2 separate regions of the Mus musculus genome follow, and region 1 is linked to region 2. A link is a loop called in an ENCODE intact Hi-C map of the cell type or tissue named here. Cell type or tissue: heart. All regions are shown on one strand. Links, peaks and the distances in the headings refer to the core of each region. The heading gives the core; the rest is flanking DNA.

What was found. A loop is a pair of places that touch in the nucleus more often than their neighbours do. Peaks named below come from ENCODE experiments on the same cell type or tissue, not always from the same donor. Only the 100,000 strongest peaks of a DNase experiment are listed, where the experiment ranks them.
Region 1: a loop joins it to region 2, with 5 times the contacts of the local background. A loop is called at or near these places in 4 of 42 quality-filtered maps.

The regions. Positions count from the first base shown.
Region 1 is chr12:101,872,321-101,878,292 of GRCm38, reverse strand. Trip11 (thyroid hormone receptor interactor 11) reads left to right here. Exons shown (of 21, transcript NM_028446.1): 13 at 145-338; 14 at 4,807-4,970. Among named protein-coding and RNA genes, the nearest start is that of Gm20036, 37 kb to the left of the region's middle. In heart, for the core only: CTCF peaks have their summits at 2,985 (motif pointing right) and 4,161 (motif pointing right); no DNase peak of the experiment used is centred there.
Region 2 is chr12:100,933,778-100,939,749 of GRCm38, reverse strand. It overlaps Ccdc88c (coiled-coil domain containing 88C), which reads left to right. Exons shown (of 30, transcript NM_026681.5): 19 at 592-753; 20 at 1,643-1,920; 21 at 3,981-4,124. It overlaps A630072L19Rik (a long non-coding RNA gene), which reads right to left and starts at 1,646. Exons shown (of 5, transcript XR_003950128.1): 1 at 1,099-1,646; 2 at 1-999. In heart, for the core only: a CTCF peak has its summit at 3,487 (motif pointing left); DNase peaks (open chromatin) are centred at 1,589, 2,109 and 3,479; H3K27me3 peaks cover 1,688 bases.

The sequences.
Region 1 (5,972 bases), core at 391-5,390, 940 kb before region 2:
ATAAGTGTTATAATTAACAATTCAGTAGAAATTTAATAATATAGGTACAATGTACTAATATGTTTCCGTAATATGGAAAACAATTGATGTTTTGTGGGGCTTTGCATTGCATAGAAGGAAAGTAAAGAAGGCTCCTCTGCCTAGGTCCAGCGCTTACGGGACAAAGAATCCCGGCTGAACCAGGAGCTACAGAGACTGCGTGACCACCTCTTAGAGTCAGAAGACTCTCATACGCGGGAAGCTTTGGCTGCAGAAGACAGAGAGGCCAAACTGAGGAAGAAGGTCTCGGTGTTGGAGGAAAAGCTGGTGTCATCCTCTAATGCAATGGAAAACGCAAGGTGAGTGTTTCGTTCTCTTTGGCGTGAACTTTAACTGGTCATTTGTTGAGCCTCATGCTCAGTAAACATTTTTCTTGTTAGTTCATTTTCCACAGACGTCATCGTCTCCCGTTTACAGGTGACATCTTAGGGTGAAGCGGTATAAAGCTTGTTCCAGGCACACGGTGTGGGGCTCATAAGGACCTAGCACACAAGCTTCCTGCCACTTAGCCTGTCTTAGATACTGTCACTTGCCATTTTAAGGGAATGGTCCTGAAGTACTGTCAGGTTGTATTGGCCCTGTCCAGTTCCCCAAGAGGTGATTTAGTTCATAAGGTCTTACTTTTCAGCAGACGAAGCTGATGTTGGACATGAAAGTGCGTGGGCAGCAGCAGACCGGAGCCATGGGTCAGCTGGAGGAGCAGCCTCTGGATAGTAGAAGCTTTCTCTGATTAGGTCCCTTCTTAGGTAGTTACAGTTTCTGTTTTCCTCAGTATGAAGGTTTGATATTTAGTGCTCGCTTTTGCTTTTGTTTTTGAGGCAGGGTCTCACTAACTCACACTGGTTTCACAGACAGGGTCTCAGTAACTCACACTGGTTTCACAGGGTCTCACTAACTCACACTGGTTTCACAGACAGGGTCTCACTAACTCACACTGGTTTCACAGACAGGGTCTCAGTAACTCACACTGGTTTCACAGGGTCTCACTAACTCACACTGGTTTCACAGACAGGGTCTCACTAACTCACACTGGTTTCACAGGGTCTCACTAACTCACACTGGTTTCACAGACAGGGTCTCACTAACTCACTCTGGTTTCACAGACAGGGTCTCACTAACTCACACTGGTTTCACAGACAGAGTCTCACTAACTCACTCTGGTTTCACAGACAGGGTCTCACTAACTCACTCTGGTTTCACAGACAGGGTCTCACTAACTCACTCTGGTTTCACAGACAGGGTCTCACTAACTCACTCTGGTTTCACAGACAGGGTCTCACTAACTCACTCTGGTTTCACAGACAGGGTCTCACTAACTCACACTGGTTTCAGACTTGAGCTTCTCCTGCCTCTGCTTCCCAAGGGCTAGGATTGCTGTCATACCTGACTATCCTACAAAAATATTACATTTTAGAAAAATCGCAAAAGCTAAAAAGACATAAAGCAGAGCTCCAGTCACCCAAGATCATTCTTTGTACTGTTTTATGCCTTTTTATTTATATGTATACAGCCTATCTCTTTAAGAGCAAACTGAGATCATTTTATTACTACTGTTTTGTGACCTTTGTTAGTACTATGTAGTGTGTCATTATACAGTGAGTCATATATTTCTGCAACAATAGTTTATGACAGCATAGCACAGCATTGATTTACTGACTCGTTTATTACTAGGCATAGCTGTTTGTAGCCTACCTGTGTTGTCCCCTGGAGCTGGACTTAGTTGTGAGCTGCCTGATGTGGCTACTGGCAATCACAGTCAGGGCCTCTTAATCACTGAGACATCTCTCTAGCCCTGGAGTGTCTTGAATATAACTAAGAGCATTGTTGTGAAACCTGGAAATAAACTTTCTGTGATGACGTTAAAATATTTCTTAAGATATTGAGAAGAAGAACTTGTAGGTCATGGGCATTTTAAAACTTTGGAGATTGTGTTGTTAAGTGAACTTTTAGAAAGTTTGATCATTTATAGTTCCAAATGTAGTCACGTTACTTTGTTTTTTTACTGTGTTCAGTGCTGGGGTGATACGAGGAGACAGTAGATAGCCTGTCTTCAGAGTGTGTAAGTAGAGAGAGCACTGAAAGTCCCTACGCTGCGCATGGGATAGATTAGTGTGCTTTCTGATTTAGATGGAAAACTTATTTAATATGGAAATTAGAACAGTGAGTGGTCATTTGTATATAGGTAGAAATGCCAAAACAGCCTCTGGCTGTGACAGGATATACTGAAATCCTTTATTGCAGTTTTCAGGCCCATTACTTTTCCTAATACCTTTAGTCTCTATCCATTTTATTTACCATTCGGTATAAACTTTCAAGAGAAGCGTCTTCAAGTAGAGCTCTGGTCTTACCTGACCAATCTGTGCCACTCAGCTCCCCAAATACTATTTATTTTCCTATTTCTCTTTTTCCTTCCTTTTTTTTTTTTAATTTTATGTTCTGACCTGTCTATCTGAAGAGATTTTCTGTGACTCTCACCTATTTTTCAAATTCTGCCTTCTTCATAGAGCATTATTTTAGTACCCTGGTCCTTATATCTAAAACCAAACTCTGTTGTGATGTCTTTTTTCTGAACATGTACAGTGCTTTGAATCTTTGATGGTCCTTATATTTTCATTTAATGTATAGGTCATTGTTGCATGTCTTAACCTGTTCTATAAAACAAACAAACAAGCAAACAAACAAAAGTTCACTTGTGTCTAGAAATGATGCTGTTGAACTTCTATCCTTTCCACAATATATATTAAACATAGATTAATTGACAGTAAATTTTTGTCATATGAGAAAATCCAGTCTATAAGGCACACTATGGCTTTGTGAATATTTAAAAACTCATTTATCCTTATAATCATGCTTTGAAATGCTAGCCAGTCAAGTTGAATGAATAAAAAAAAAAAAATTCAAGGACATTTAGGGACAGTTTAGGTCTTAGTTTATTTCTCCACAAGAGGGTGCTCTTGGGTAAAATATCTTCCAAGTGACAGTTGCTTTTTATTGGCTTACTCTTGAGTAAGGGATTAACGGGATATTAAATAGTCATAAAGACCATTCTGGTATCCAACAATAATCACCATTCTCCAAGGACACACTCCAAAGATAAGAAAAAACCAGATCAGGTATGGTAGTGCATGCTTTTAATCCCAGCACTTTCCAGGCAAGTAGAATTTGAGGCTAGCCTTGTCTACTTAGTGAGTTACAGGCCAGCCAAAGGCTACAAAAGACTGTACCTCAGAATTAACAAAAATAAATAAATAAATAAAATTTTAAAAAGATGTTACTCAGGATAGGTGCTGTGATGGTTAGTTTTGGCGGCCTGACAGGATTTGTTATCTTCTAGGTGACAGGCCTCTGGGCAGGCCTGGAAATTATGCAGAGAGTGATTGAGGTGGGAAGACCTGTGTCTTCTGTGGGCAGCACCTTTGTGTGGTCTGCGGTCTAAGTGAAAAGGGGAAAGCAAGCTAACACAGTCATCATTGTTGTCTGTTTCTTGACTGTGGATGCGTATGGCCAGCAGCCTACACAGACTCTTGCCTCTATGACTTCTCTGCTACATTGGACTGTATTCTCAAACTGTGAGCCAAAGAAGCTCTCTTAAGTTGCTTCTTGTCATGTATTTGGTTGCTGTATAAATAAGTCTCTTAGGGACCTCTGGCTTCGTATTTGGAGAAGTGATAGGGCTTCTGTTTGTCATGTAGACAGAAGAAAGTTAAAAGAAAAAGGTAAGCAATCAGAACAATTTATCAGTGGATGGTCTCTGGAAAGTTACAGGTTCACCATGATTGCATGTGTGAGGTGCAAACAGATGTCATTTGACTCTGTTCCATATTAGAGCTGAAGCTGTGAAAGTCCCTTCAGATTTGAATTTATGATAAATTATACTGTGGAATTTAAGTTTAGAAACTTGAAAGTTATAAGCGCCTTGTAAAAAAATTTTTTTGCTGTAGTTTCTCTTTTCTTTAAGATTTATTTATTTATTTTTATGTATATGAGTACACTGTAGCTATACAGATGTGAGCAATCATGTGGTTGCTGGGAATTGAACTCAGGAACTCTGCTCGCTCCACTCCGCTCACTCAGACCAAAAGATTCATTCACTATTATATGTAAGTACACTGTAGCTGTCTTCGGACACACCAGAAGAGGGCGTCAAATCTCACTATGAATGGTTGTGAGCCACCATGTGATTGCTGGGCTTTGAACTCAGGACCTTCAGAGGAGCAGTCAGTGCTCTTGACCGCTGAGCCAACTCTCCAGCCTGTAGTTTCTTAATTAGCCTAATTTTTAATCTTTAAAAGGACCATTGTTTGTTGAGAGTCAAATTCAAAGGATGATTGACAGGAACAGATCAGAGTAACTCTTGCAGGTGTTTTGTTTGTGAATTAACTTGCTTTAGAATATCAAATGTAGGGAAAGTCAAACTGGAGAAGTCTAGAATTTCAGTTTCTAAAACTAGACAGAGCTCTGGAGATGGGTGGATGGAGGGGTGAATGGTGGGTGGGTGGGTGGTGGTGTTTATATAGCAGTATGAATGGCCATAATGCCTCCAAACTATGCACTTGATAGTGAATATGCAGCAGATGTTGGGTTTTACCCAAGTTTTAAAAATTCAGAGAAGTGTTTTTTTGTCTTGTTACATTCGCACTAAAATACATTGCAGTATAGCCAGAATTTAATGTATTAAGAAATAGGGAGAGCATTTTGTTGTTGTTGTATTTGTTGATAAATTACTTAATAAGATGAAGCAGTTTGCCTTTCTTTGTTTATTTGAAGTCATCAAGCCAGTGTGCAAGTAGAGTCTTTACAAGAACAACTGAACATGGTCTCCAAGCAAAGAGATGAGACTGCCCTGCAACTCTCTGTCTCTCAGGAACAAGTGAAGCAGTATGCTTTGTCACTAGCCAATCTGCAGATGGTTCTTGAACACTTCCAACAAGGTAAGCACTTACCTGCTTGATGTCTTAGCAGAGAAACATTGTAGTTATGGTAATTTTGCCTTATTTAAATATGAAGTTAGGCATAGGAAATCCATAAATGGTTACTGACTTAAGAGGAAAGGTAAGTCAGCACTACCAAGTTAATTAATACTATTTTTATGATTAAAACTATCATAATTTTTAAAGTTTTAGTATCATCACTAATTATGACGAAGTTGAGGAGTTAGAAAAGTAAATCCAATGGAGAAGGAGAATCAAGTGATGGAGGAGGGTGCACAGGGCTGATGTGTTGGCTCAGGGAGTAGGTGCTTGCTGCTAAGCATGAGGACCTGAGTTTGATTCCCCAGGACCTGAACAGCGGTCGGAGAGAACCCATTCTTACATGCATGCACACTGAGGTCTGGATGTATATAGACATACACAGGAAGTAAATAAATAAGCATTTATTAAGTTGCCTGTGTGGTGTCACACACCTTTAATATCCACACTAGGGTAACAGCCAGACAGATTTGTGTGACTTCTAAATAAGCTTGGTCTACATAGTTCCAGGACAGCCAGGGCTACATAGAGAGACCCTGTCTTAAAAATCTCAAAAAACAAAAATGAAAGAAAAAAAATTTTAAAAGAAGAGCATACAAAGAAGAGACAACATACATACAGAAAGGATTGTTAGATTTTTGAAGCCCCTTTTAAGTATTAATCATCATAATTACTGTCCTTTGAAGTATTAACTTGTTCTTAACTGTTCATTTGTATTTGAGGTGGCTACAAATAGAAAATACTGTTCTAGAGACAGACTAACAGAGACGAGGATGTTTTATGCTATTTGGTTTACCTGCTTTAGATCGCTGACCCATCAGTTTGTTGATCCAGTTCATTTAGTAACTATTAATTGGGTTAACTGCTAGTTTGATGGGGAGGATAGAGTAGAGGATATTTGTGTGCCTACCATAACTTTAATTTGTACTTATCTGATCCTTTAGGGCTACACACTTAGTTGAA
Region 2 (5,972 bases), core at 671-5,670:
ACCTGAGAGTACTTACTCTTGGCCCTTATCAGAAAAAGGTCTCCAGTGCATGCTAAGTCCTCCAGTTCTGTTTGTTTCACAGCAGTGACTTCATGAAGTCCATCCCGATGATTCTCAATGGACAAGAGAGCTGAGACAACATTAGAGGCTTTCGCCAAGGCATGCTGATGAGGGGTAGCACCAGCCCGGGCCCTGCCTCTTAGCCTGATCAGTGGCGTAATAGATACGGCCTTTGTTAGTTTCCTGTTCCACTCGCTGTCTCAGGGATATGGACAGCTAGTGATGAGGGCTTGAGCTCTGTAGTCAGTGGGGGGAGTGGCTTCAGCTCACAGAAAAGTACTTTTGGGGTATTCCACACCAAAGGAAACAAAGGGACTCATGTAAGTGGCATTCGTGCCTGTATGCCCCAGGGCCCAGGCAGTAGTCCCTATATTGTCTCTGTAAATTCTATTCATTGTCCTTTTCCAAGACAGAAACTATTAACTTCCCGTACCTGAAGACCCCCAGCTACCTCTGCCCTTGAAGGTTCAGTAAAACCCCAGGCCCTATGCTCACCATGCTGTGTGTAACTGGCGCGTGCTTCTCCCCTAGAACGCAGCTCTTCAGGCCGAGAGGCAGCTGCTGAAGGAGCAACTACAGCACTTGGAGACTCAGAACGTGTCCTTCAGCAGCCAGATCCTGACCCTACAGAAGCAGAGCGCCTTCCTGCAAGAGCACACCACCACGCTGCAGACCCAGACTGCGAAGCTGCAGGTAGCAGGACGCTAATGGTGCCTCGTGGGAGCTGCAAGGCCAGGCAGGGGGACCTGGAGACAGGCTGGTTGCTAAGAGGCTTACTGTATACCGTAGATGTATACAGTCTCTTTTTAAGCTTGGTGGAACAGTTTCTGTGCAGTATACCTGTATTATGCTGATAGAGGGCAAATGAGGCTGTGACCTGGCTTCCCTCTGCTGGAAGCAGCCAGCAGGGCCAGCCCCTCAGTCTGCTTATCCTGTGGTCTATAGGTGATGGGGAAATGAAAAATTATTCATTAATGTAATTTCTGGGAAAAGTTGGAAAGTTACATATGGGGCAGAGACAATAAACAGGAAACTTACTTGGCAGAGAAGTTGGGTTTGTTTTGTTAAAATAAGAAAATAGGATGTTGGTTTGTTACTTTGTTTTGGAAAAAGTCTTTGTCTGGTTTTAATATAAGAGCAGTTCTGGCCCCTGTTCAGTTTTTAATGTCTTGGGGTTGTGTTAGAATACTTTAAAAACTCAGGTGGTCAGATGTGGCCCGTTAATAAAAGTGCTTAGCATGTACACAAGGTCCTTGGTTCAGGCCCCAACAGCACAAAAATAAATATGTAAAAATCAATTGGTTGACAGTATTATCTGGTACTCAAGAAAATAGGCTTTAAAAATAATCAGTAATGACATGCAAGGGGCTCACGTAGACGGAGGACATGATTTCTGGAGTTGGCTCAGGATGATATCCTTCTCGCAGCCAGCGTTTTGCCATGTTGGCCCCACTTCCTAAGCCAAGTCCTCAAGTTCCGGTAGCACTGTCCCCGGCTGGCCTGCCTTGAGGTCCCTCTGAGGCTGGCTGTTGCTGGTCATCCTCGGCCTGATCACTCGCAGGGCTCTCTGCTCTCCCTCCAGGTGGAGAATTCCACACTGAGTTCCCAGAACGCAGCGCTCAGTGCACAGTACACGGTGTTGCAGAGCCAGCAGGCTGCCAAGGAGGCCGAGCACGAGGGTCTGCAGCAGCAGCAGGAGCAGCTGGCAGCCGTCTATGAAGCCCTGCTGCAGGACCACAAGCACCTGGGCACCCTGTACGAGTGCCAGTCCTCAGAGTATGAGGCCCTCATCCGCCAGCACAGCTGCCTGAAGACGCTGCACAGGAACCTGGAGCTGGAGCACAAGGAGCTGGGGGAGAGGTGAGAGGTGGGGGGGGGCCTGGAGGCAAGGGAGGCCGAGGCTGGGGACAGGCAGGCTGGTGTGGGGAGACGGCCTGTGGTGGAGGCAGCTGCTGTGTTGAGCCCCTTAGGCTGTCACAGAGCTTGTGGTACTTTCCTAAGGGCCAAGTGCATCTCGTCTCTCCCCCACATTTCCTCTTGGCAGGCTGCTCTGCATTGTTGCTTGCACCTGAGCTTTCTCAAGGGAAGGAAATAGAGCCTTTAGCAACTTCTGCTTCCTTTTTGTTTGTCCAGCTGGGGATTGTGGCAGGGGACACTGGGGCCAAGGAGTGCCATGGCCCACGCTGGTTCTGGGTGGCCCAGTGTAGACACTTGGAGACCTATTCTCTAAGAATGCTTTCTCCTTCCTCCTCCGTCTGACCTACACCCTTGGGAAAATTCTGGCTACCATTGTGCAGGGTTGTGTTTATCCACACTTCAGAATCCCTTTTCCAAGTCTGAGGCTAGAATGCTTGCTTAAAGGAGGGGGCGGGGCGGGGGGACCAACCCAAATCCTCCCATTATGTTAAGTATTTAACGTGTACAACAAAACACAGAGTAACCCCACACCTCTGATCTCAGCACAGTTGGAAGGTCGAGAGAGGGAGGGAGGGAGCTGAGCCCTCAGCTGCCCCCCCCAGATGCCCACACTACCTTCATCCTTTAATCCACACCAGGTGCTTTTCTTTCTTTTTTTTTTAAAGGTATACTTTGCATATGTTGAAAAATACTATGTGCTAACTTTTCACCATAGCATCCCAGGTCCTGGGATGTGTGTCCTTGATTCACTCACTGTTGGCTGAGCTCCTGTGTCGTTGATTCACCCACTGTTGGCTGAGCTCCTGCCCATGCACCGAGGGTTCTAGATCCCTGAGCGCACATACTGAGGGTCCAAAGTCCTGTCTTGTCAGCTACTTAGTGTCCTTGGCTGGACATAGCTGGAGGCTCCTTCCGTCTGTGCACTGGGCTGTGAGTGTCTGTCACACAGCACTGAGTAAAGTCTGAGTTCTCATCTGCTACCTAACTGGACTCCTGCCATAAACTTACTGTCTTGTCAAAGGCTCAGTGGTAGTAAGCCAGACCCCAAAAGCCTGTGGGCTGAGTGTGCCCTGCTGAAGTGCCACACGGGGAGCAGGGATTAGGCAGGCAGCCCTGCTGGTCAGTCTGTGGCCTTTATTTGTCAACCTCCATGATTCCCCCACAATCACTAACTTAGGTGGAAGCCCGACGGTTCTCTCATCTCATCCCCCACCATGATGGGGCCACCTCTGCACTTTGGCCATTAAGTGACTTTCCTACTTGGGGCTCCAGTGAGATGATCCAGGTGCAGCTGATGTGGAGGGTGGGACTAGAGAAGAGACTGGAGACCCCAACCGTGCTACTGCTATGAACTCAGAAGAGAAGTGGGGGAGGGGGGAGGGAGCAGATTTCTGAGCAGGATGATTGAGGAACCTGCCTCAGGCCTCTCCTCTCACTGACTTGGAGAGTCTAGGGTGACAGTCAGGGTTTGTCACTTTTCTACCCTTGTGCTATGCTGCCCCCCAGTGGCAGCTGTGCAACCTGCAAGGATTGAGTGAGAAAGAAAATTCATCATGGCAGGGAGGTCTCACCCACCCACTCCCAATGCCAGGAACAGATATGTGGGCTCCCATACAGGAGGGTGTGAGGGGGGATTAGCTGCTTCATACACGGAATTTAGCTGTTTATTCTGTGGTTTCCTTTAGATCTACTGGTTCTTAATGAGCCACTTTGTAGCACAAGTCTCTAAAAGGTGTAGAGTAAAACCCTAATGCTCTCGGGCGGCCTACAAAAGGAGACAGGCCATGACAGGGAATAGAAGATGAACCTGACACTGGGGGAGCCAGTGATGGACGACCCCACTCTGGCAACATTTCTCTTGCTTCCCTGCCGTCCAGCCTCTCACCTCTCCCCAGAGAAAAGGTTTCAGAGGAATCCCCCCTCTTTCTGAGAGGGTATGTTCCAGTTTCCCGGAGTGTGAGTTGCTTGTGGTAGATAAAGCCTGGCCATGCTTCCGCCACTAGGCACGGAGACTTACAGCAGCGTAAGGCAGAGCTGGAGGAGCTGGAGAAAGTACTGAGCACCGAGCGGGAGGCACTTGAGCGGGAGCAGAAGACCAACGCCATTGCCACGAGCGAGAACCAGAGGCTTCGAGGAGAGCTGGACAGGTGAGCACAGGGGCAGGCACGCCCAGCCCTGGCAGTAGTGGGGGTGACATCAATAGCTCGTCCAGACCAGGCCTCTCTGAAAACCACTAGTGGAGGCTGGTGAACTCCTGGTCACGTGTTCTTATGAACTGCATGATTTTGGCTAGGGAAGGAGTGGAGGGCTGTGCTGGCGCGGGCTAGGTGGTGGTACTCAGCCAGTCCAAGGAAGGGATGGGTCATGTATCTGGGTAGGCATAGTCCCCTTCGGATGTGAGCCCAGCCCCCAGGAGCCACTGTGGTCTTCCTTAGTCAACAGATGCAGCCACTCACTAGGGCTTCATTGTAACCAGAATCTCATTCCTATTTGTGGATCTTTTGTAGACATGCAGAGCTCGCAGGATATTTGTGTCATCAGGTTCATCCAGCTGCCTTGTTACATCCCTCCCCTTACGAACAGGATCTGGTCCGTGCAGGTCTTTAGTGTTTAGTGTAGAGTCCTTATCTTGCTGTGTAAAACAGCCCTGGGGCACAGTGCTCTGGTGTAGTCAGTGTCTCTGAATACAGAATAGCAGAGAAAAAAACCTGTGTCAGATAAGCTTCCCTTGCCTGGAGGCTGGCTCGAGGCTGTTACATAAAGCGCCTTGGAGCAGGCACTCACCCAAAACTGCATTGTAAACCAAGGAGAGCCCGGTGTTCTCCCTAGGAGCAAAGTTCAGTGTCCACCAATTCCATGTTTGCAGCAATTTAATAGATCTGGACTGCTGGCTGCCGCCCCTTCCTGTTGTAGAGATGAGGAAATCTGGTAGCTCAGAGATCAGGTAACACTCAAGGTGAAACCTTTGGTTAACAAGAGCCAGAACTGAGTCCAGACCTTGTATTGTTTCAAGTCCGATTGGGGGAAACACTGCTTCCTTCCACGTCCTGGTGTTCCTTTATCCTAGCAAAGGGGCCCTGGCAAGCATTTAGGGAAATGCTGCCCCCTCGGGTGCACAGGCTGTGATTCGGAGCATTTGGACGGTCACAAACACTGTGACCTGTAATGGACAGAATTTGGCCACCTTGGGATCAGGTCATTCCTGTTTCCACTCTGTGAGGCCAGGTACCTCATATGCAGCTGGGGTTTTTAAGATTTACTTCTGTGTTTTAATAATTGTGTGTATCTGTGCGTGGGTGTGTGCACATGAGTGCAGCTACCCGTGGAGGCAGAGATGGCAGCTCTTCCTCTAGCTGGAGTTTATAGTTAGTGTGAGGTCCCTGCAGGGGTGTGGGAATCAGGCCCTGTGCAAGAGCTGCACGTGCTCTTAACTACTGAGCCGTCTCTCCAGCCTGAGAGTCAAGTTTTTGGAAAGCTAGCTGAATTATGAGAGTTAGGACGGCAATAATTGTATTGTTGTAGGTTTACATAGTCCCTTACCTACACATCCCATTTTATAATCTCAGGAGTTAGAAAGCCCCACCGAGTTGGGCACAGCATTTTTTTTATTTTATTTTTTTTTCAGTGACTAACTCCATATGTTTTCTTACAAAAGCGTAATTAATTATGAGTGCATCAGACCTGATTATTTAGGTAGGTTTCCAATTGGTTACCACCGAGGTGCTCGCACCACTATTACACTTGTAAGATTATCAGGCTGTGCTGGTGGCTGATGTGGTTCATGGGCATCACGGCTGGGTGGGACTGTTGGGCACAGCATTTTAGAGAAAAAAAAAATTCTCTGTTTTTCTTTTATTAGCACAGCTTTTTGTTTGTTTTGTTTTGTCTTTCACTTATACCAGAACGCCTAAACTATAATGTAAAAGGCCATGTCTTTTACAATAGGCTGAGATGTCTTCTTCGTTTCAGTAGACATGAGCAAAACGGCCTGGGTT